Regions from separate parts of the Homo sapiens genome. Here region 2 is linked to region 1. A link is an interaction called in ENCODE POLR2A ChIA-PET data of the cell type or tissue named here. Cell type or tissue: PC-3. All regions are shown on one strand. Links, peaks and the distances in the headings refer to the core of each region. The heading gives the core; the rest is flanking DNA. Region 1 has its middle 5.2 kb from the start of PTPRS. Region 2 holds the start of LOC124904622 (a long non-coding RNA gene).

Region 1 (2,913 bases), core at 173-2,672:
GAAGCTAACTGAAATTTTGATAGGGATTGGGTTTAATCTTTAGATCAATTTGGGGAGTATAGACATCTTAACAATATTATTCTTCCAATCCATGAGCATGGGATGTCTTTCCATTTAGTTAAGTCTTCTTTAATTTAATCTTTCAACCTTTTGTTATTTTTTATAGTATAAGCTTTGCACTTCTTTTGGAAATATATTCCTAAGTATTTTATTCTTTTTCATCAATTGTAAATGGAATTGGTTTCTTAATTTCATTTCGTTTGTTCATTGCCACTGCATAGGAAATACAATGGATTTTTGTGTATTGATTTCATATCTTGCCGCCTTGATGAATTCATTTACTAGTTTTATAGGTCTTTAGTGGATCCCTTAGGATTTTCTACATGCAAAATGATGTCATGTGCAAATAGAGATAGTTTAATTTCTTCCTTTCCAATATGAATGCCTTTTATGTTATTTTCTCACCTAGTTGCCTGGTTATAGGCTTCAGTACAATGTTGAATAGAAGTGGTGGGAGGGAGCATTCTCATCTTGTTCCTAATCTTACGGGGAAAACATCCAGTCTTTCACCATAAAGTATGATACTGACTGTAGATGCCTTTTACTAGGTTGAGAAAGCTTCATTCTGTGCCTAGTTGTTGAGTGTTTTCCTAACCCATGCCTCCCCAAATCCTCCAACGCTTACCAAATCAGCTAAATCAGGGGACCCCCAAGTGAACCCCACATGGAGCCCAGCACAGAGCAGGTGTGCAGCAAATAGGATGTTCCTATCTGCTCCTCTTCCCTTTGGCGTTTGAAGCGAATTTGTGAGGAGAAAGAGACAGAGAGAGGAGCAGAGAGAACAACATTTAATTTGAAGTAACGTGCAACGATAGTGGAATCTCTGGCACAGGGAAAGTTTAGGGGAGATGTTTTGGACCTGTCTGGCAGGAATTTAAGGCTGAGTTCTTTGCAGACAATCCTGAACTTGGTATGAAGGGTCCTGTTTGTACACAGTGATGGGCGGCTGATGGTTCCCCTGGAGTTATCTCAACAAAACCACAATGGAGCTAATTACCAGGTTCTGGGAGGCTCCTAGGCAGAGGTTGGTCTGGCAGAAAAGGAAGAGGAGGGTGGGAGAGTGGGAAGAGCCCCCTCCCCCACAACGCTCCTGAAGAAGCAGCGAATGTTCATTGACTGAACTTTTCACCCAACAATGACTCACACCCTCAGTGTGCGTGCCAGCTCACCACGATCAGCAGACAGGAAAGAGACCCAGAACCCACCATGTCCTACCTCCCAGTCTGAGTGTTTTTCACAGTGTGGAACTTGGAGGGTTGAGGCATGCCCCTGGGGACAACATTCTCTCCTTTGTTCTCTTCAAGCCTTGGCCTGCAGGAAGGCTTAGCTTGGTGCTATTGCGTCTTTAACACCTTTGTAACACGTGTCAATTTCCTGGAGCTGTCCAGAGGCTGCAACAGCATCAGACTAGAATGTTCTGTTCTTGGCTTGGCTGCACACAGTGGCTCACACCTATAATCCCAGCACTTTGGGAGGGGGAGGTGGGAGGGTCATTTAAGCCCAGGAGTTCGAGACCAGGCTGGGTAACACAGGGAGAGCCTGTCTCTACAAAAAATTTAAAAATTAGCCAGGTGTAGTGGTCTGTGCCTTTCGTCCCAGCTACCTGGGTAGCTGAGCTGGGAGGATCACTTGAGCCCCAAGAGGTTGAGACTGCAGTGAGCTGTGATTGTGCCATTGCACTCCAGCCTGGGTAACAGAGTGAGGCCCTGTCTTGGAAAAAAAAAAAAAAGAATTTTATAATTTTCTGTTCTTGTTGTATCGACTTGTAGGATCATCTTTTGTTTCTGGCTAGGCAACCATAGTTTTCTCATTTACAGTGACCGCATTTTTTTTTTTTTCTTTAGACGGACTTTGTTTCTTATTGCCCAGGCTGGAGTGCAATGGCGCGATCTCGGCTTACTGCAACCTCTGCCCACCAGTTTCAAGCGATTCTTCTGCCCCAGCCTCCCAAGTAGCTGGGATTATAGGCACCCGCCACCACGCCTGGCTAATTTTTTTGTATTTTTAGTAGACACAGGGTTTCGCCATGTTGGCCAGGCTGGTCTCGAAGTCCTGGCCTCAGGTGATCTGCCCACCTCGGCCTCCCAAAGTGCTAGGATGACAGACGTGGGCCACCGCGCCCAGCCTACAGTGACCACACTTACCAGAAATCCTTTTGTGAGTCTGCACCTGGTGGCAGGTGGTTGACATAGTGTGATTCATTTCACCCTCCAGACAGCCCTAAGGGACCAATATTATTTATTTTTTATTTTTTATTTTTTTGAGACGGACTCTTGCTCTGTCGCCCAGGCAGGAGTGCAGTGGTGTGATCTCAGTTCACTGCAAGCTCCACCTCCCGGGTTCACGCCATTCTCCTGCCTCAGCCTCCCGAGTAGCTGGGACTACAGGCACCTGCCACCTCGCCCGCTAATTTTTTGTATTTTTAGTAGAGATGGGGTTTCACCATGTTAGCTAGGATGGTCTCGATCTCCTGACCTCCTGATCCGCCCGCCTCGGCCTCCCAAAGTGCTGGGATTATAGGCGTGAGCCACCACGCCCGGCAGGGACCACGATTATTATTATCCCCATTTACAGACAGGCAAACTGAGGCACAGCTAGAGTAGGGAGACACGCAGGAAACACACAAACCGGCCAAAATATAAAATCATTCCAAATCATGATAAATAATCTGATACTGAAGTAAAGATGATCATGTGGTCACCTCAGTGAGATGGTCTGGGAGGGTCTCCCAGAGACTCGAAGAGCAAGGAGGAACAATTGGCCTTGAGAAAAGCAGGAGGAACAGCATCCTGGTCAGAGGGAACAGACAGTGCAAAGGCTCTGTGGCAGGACCTTACCTGGTGTGTTGGAGGC
Region 2 (2,913 bases), core at 145-2,644, 140 kb before region 1:
GGCTGGGCGCAGTGGCTCACGCCTGTAATCCCAACACTTTGGGAGGCGGAGGCAGGCAGATCACCTGAGGTCAGGAGTTTGAGACAAGCCTGGCCAACACGGTGAAACCTCATCTCTGTGAAAATACAAAAATTAGCTGGGTGTGGTGGTGCACACCTGTGATCCCAGCTACTTGGGAGGCTGAGGCAGGAGAATTGCTTGAACCGGGGAAGCAGAGGTTGCAGTGAGCCGAGGTGGCACCACTGCACTCCAGCCTGACGTGCAGGGCAAGACTGTGTCTAAAAAAAAAAAACAACAACAAAAAAAAAAAACAGAAGCTAAGGGGCAGTTCTGGGTGTCTGGGATATAAAATCCCCCCACGATGGCAAGTACACAGCGGCTCGTGCCTATAATCCCAGCACTTTGGGAAGCTGAGTGGAAGGATGACTTCAGGTCAGGAGTTTGAAACCAGCCTGGGCAACGTAAAGGTGTGTCTTTTTTTTTTTTCCCGGCAGAACACATCTCTGCAAAAAATTTAAACATTAGCCAGGTAGGCCGGGCGTGGTGGCTCATGCCTGTAATCCCAGCACTTTGGGAGGCGGAGGCAGGCAGATCACCTGAGGTCAGGAGTTTGAGATAAGCCTGGCCAACACGGTGAAACCTCATCTCCGTGAAAATACAAAAATTAGCTGGGTGTGGTGGTGCACACCTGTGATCCCAGCTACTCGGGAGGCTGAAGCTGGAGAATGGTGTGAACCCGGGAGGCAGAACTTGCAGTGAGCCGAGATTGCGCCACTGCACTCCAGCCTGGGCGACAGAGCAAGACTCCATCTCAAAAATAAATAAATACATAAATAAATATAATCCCAGCACTTTGGGAGGCTGAGGTGGGCGGATCACGAGGTCAGGAGATCGAGACCATCCTGGCTAACACGGTGAAACCCTGTCTCTATTAAAAATATAAAATACAAAAAATTAGCTGGTGTGGTGGCGGGCGCCTGTAGTCCCAGCTACTTGGGAGGCTGAGGCAGGAGAATGGCGTGAACCCAGGAGGTGGAGCTTGCAGTGAGTCGAGATTGCGCCACTGCACTCCAGCCTGGGCGACAGAGTGAGACTCTGTCTAAAAAAAAAAAAAAAAAAAAAAAAAAGAAAATTAGCCAGGTATGGTGGTGCACATCTGCAGTCCCAGCGACCCAGGAAGCTGAGGCAGGAGGATCACTTGAGATTGGGAGTTCGAGGCTTCAGTGAGCTATGATCGTGCCGTTGTACTACTCCAGCCTGGGTGACAGAGCAAGACCTTGTCTCTTAAAAAAAAAAAAAAGAGAGAGAGAAATCTTCCCCCATGTAATAATGGTGAGATCATAGAAGGAACTGGAAGCATGGGGATGGTGGCTCTATGAGGCTACTCTGGGGAGCTACTAGGTCTCCTTGAAAGATTTAAATCCCAACAGGTGAGTTTGAGAAGCTTTAGGGCTTGAGGTTTGTGGTTTCTCTTGTGGTCTCAAGTCCCGTTGGTGGAGATGATAAACCATGTGGCTGCAGACCCTTGGAACGTCGTATCATGGCCAGGAGGAAGGTGGATTGTGGGCAAAGGCAGACTCTGCAATCAGACAGGTCTGGCAGGAAATTCCAGCTATACCTATTCCCTGCTATGTGACCTTGAGTGAATTATGTCCCTCCCTGAGCCTAGTTTCCTGGCTGGTAGAATGGAGACCATATCAGCTCTTGGGGCCGGGCATGGTGGCACACGCCTGTAATCCCAGCACTTTGGGAGGCCAAGGCAGGTGGATCACCTAAGGTCGGGAGTTCGAGACCAGCGTGACCAATATGGTGAAACCCCGTTCGTACTAAAAATAAGAAAAATTAGCCAGGCGTGGTGGTGCACACTTGTAATCCCAGCTGCTCGGGAGGCTGAGGCAGGAAAATCGCTTTAACCCAGGAGGCAGAGGTTGTAGTGAGCTGAGATCGCGCCACTGCACTCCAGCCTGGGCAACAGAGTAAGATTCCGTCTCAAAAAAAAATCAGCTCTTACCCCATAGCATGAGTGTGCAAATTCAATGTAAGCATGTAAACTCTCAAAAGAAGCGCTGTGCAGAGCACCTGGACCACAGCAAGGACTTGATAAATGTTACCAGTTAGGGTCTGGAGTCTTCCTTTTTGCCTAGGATCTATGCCACTGTCTGCCACCTTTTTCTGTGGTATCAAAAGCCTCCATTCCTGTTGTATCTGTTAGGATAGGCTTGGTTTTGCTGCAGTAATCAAACAGCCCCTATGCCTCAGAGGCTAAGAACATCCAAAGTTTATTTCTCACTCACATTGTATATGCAATTGTGACCTTTTGGGCCAGGGACTTGAAGATTATCACTTCCCTCCAGGACCCTGGCTGATGGAGCAGTCACTGCCTGGAACTTGTTGATTTCTGTGGCAGAAGAAAACAGGGTTCTGGAGGGTATTTCATTAGCAGCTAATTGTTGTATTTTGAGTAGAGACAGGGTTTCACCATGTTGTCTAGAACCCATCCTACATTCCCACTCAATCCAACCCATTGCAGAAGCCAGGAAGTTCAATCCCAAACTGTGCTCATGTAATAGCCGTAGCTATGACATCCACCAAATCTCTTTGACATACAACCCTAAGCACTTCTTTTTTTCTTTTCCAGAGACAGGGTCTTACTCTGTTCCCCCAGGCTGGAGTGCAGTGGTGTGATCATAGCTCACTGCAGCCTCGAACTCCCGGCCTCAAGTGATCCTCCCGCTTCAGCCTCCCAAGTAGTTAGGACCAGAGGTGCACACCTCCATGCCCAGCTAATTTTTAAAAATTTTGTATAGGCCAGGCACGGTGGCTCACGCCTGTAATCCCAGCACTTTGGGAGGCCAAGGAAGGCAGATCACGAGGTCAGGAGTTCGAGACCAGCCTGATCAACATGGTGAAACC

The links. Peaks named below come from ENCODE experiments on the same cell type or tissue, not always from the same donor. Only the 100,000 strongest peaks of a DNase experiment are listed, where the experiment ranks them.
Region 2: POLR2A ChIA-PET joins it to region 1 with 5 read pairs; 1 of 35 experiments calls an interaction of 5 or more read pairs at or near these places.

What each region holds. Positions count from the first base shown.
Region 1 is chr19:5,344,531-5,347,443 of GRCh38, reverse strand. No RefSeq gene overlaps it. Among named protein-coding and RNA genes, the nearest start is that of PTPRS, 5.2 kb to the right of the region's middle. In PC-3, for the core only: no CTCF peak of the experiment used is centred there; a DNase peak (open chromatin) is centred at 1,253.
Region 2 is chr19:5,486,100-5,489,012 of GRCh38, reverse strand. LOC124904622 (a long non-coding RNA gene) reads left to right here and starts at 1,370. Exons shown (of 2, transcript XR_007067106.1): 1 at 1,370-1,430. In PC-3, for the core only: no CTCF peak of the experiment used is centred there; a DNase peak (open chromatin) is centred at 1,542.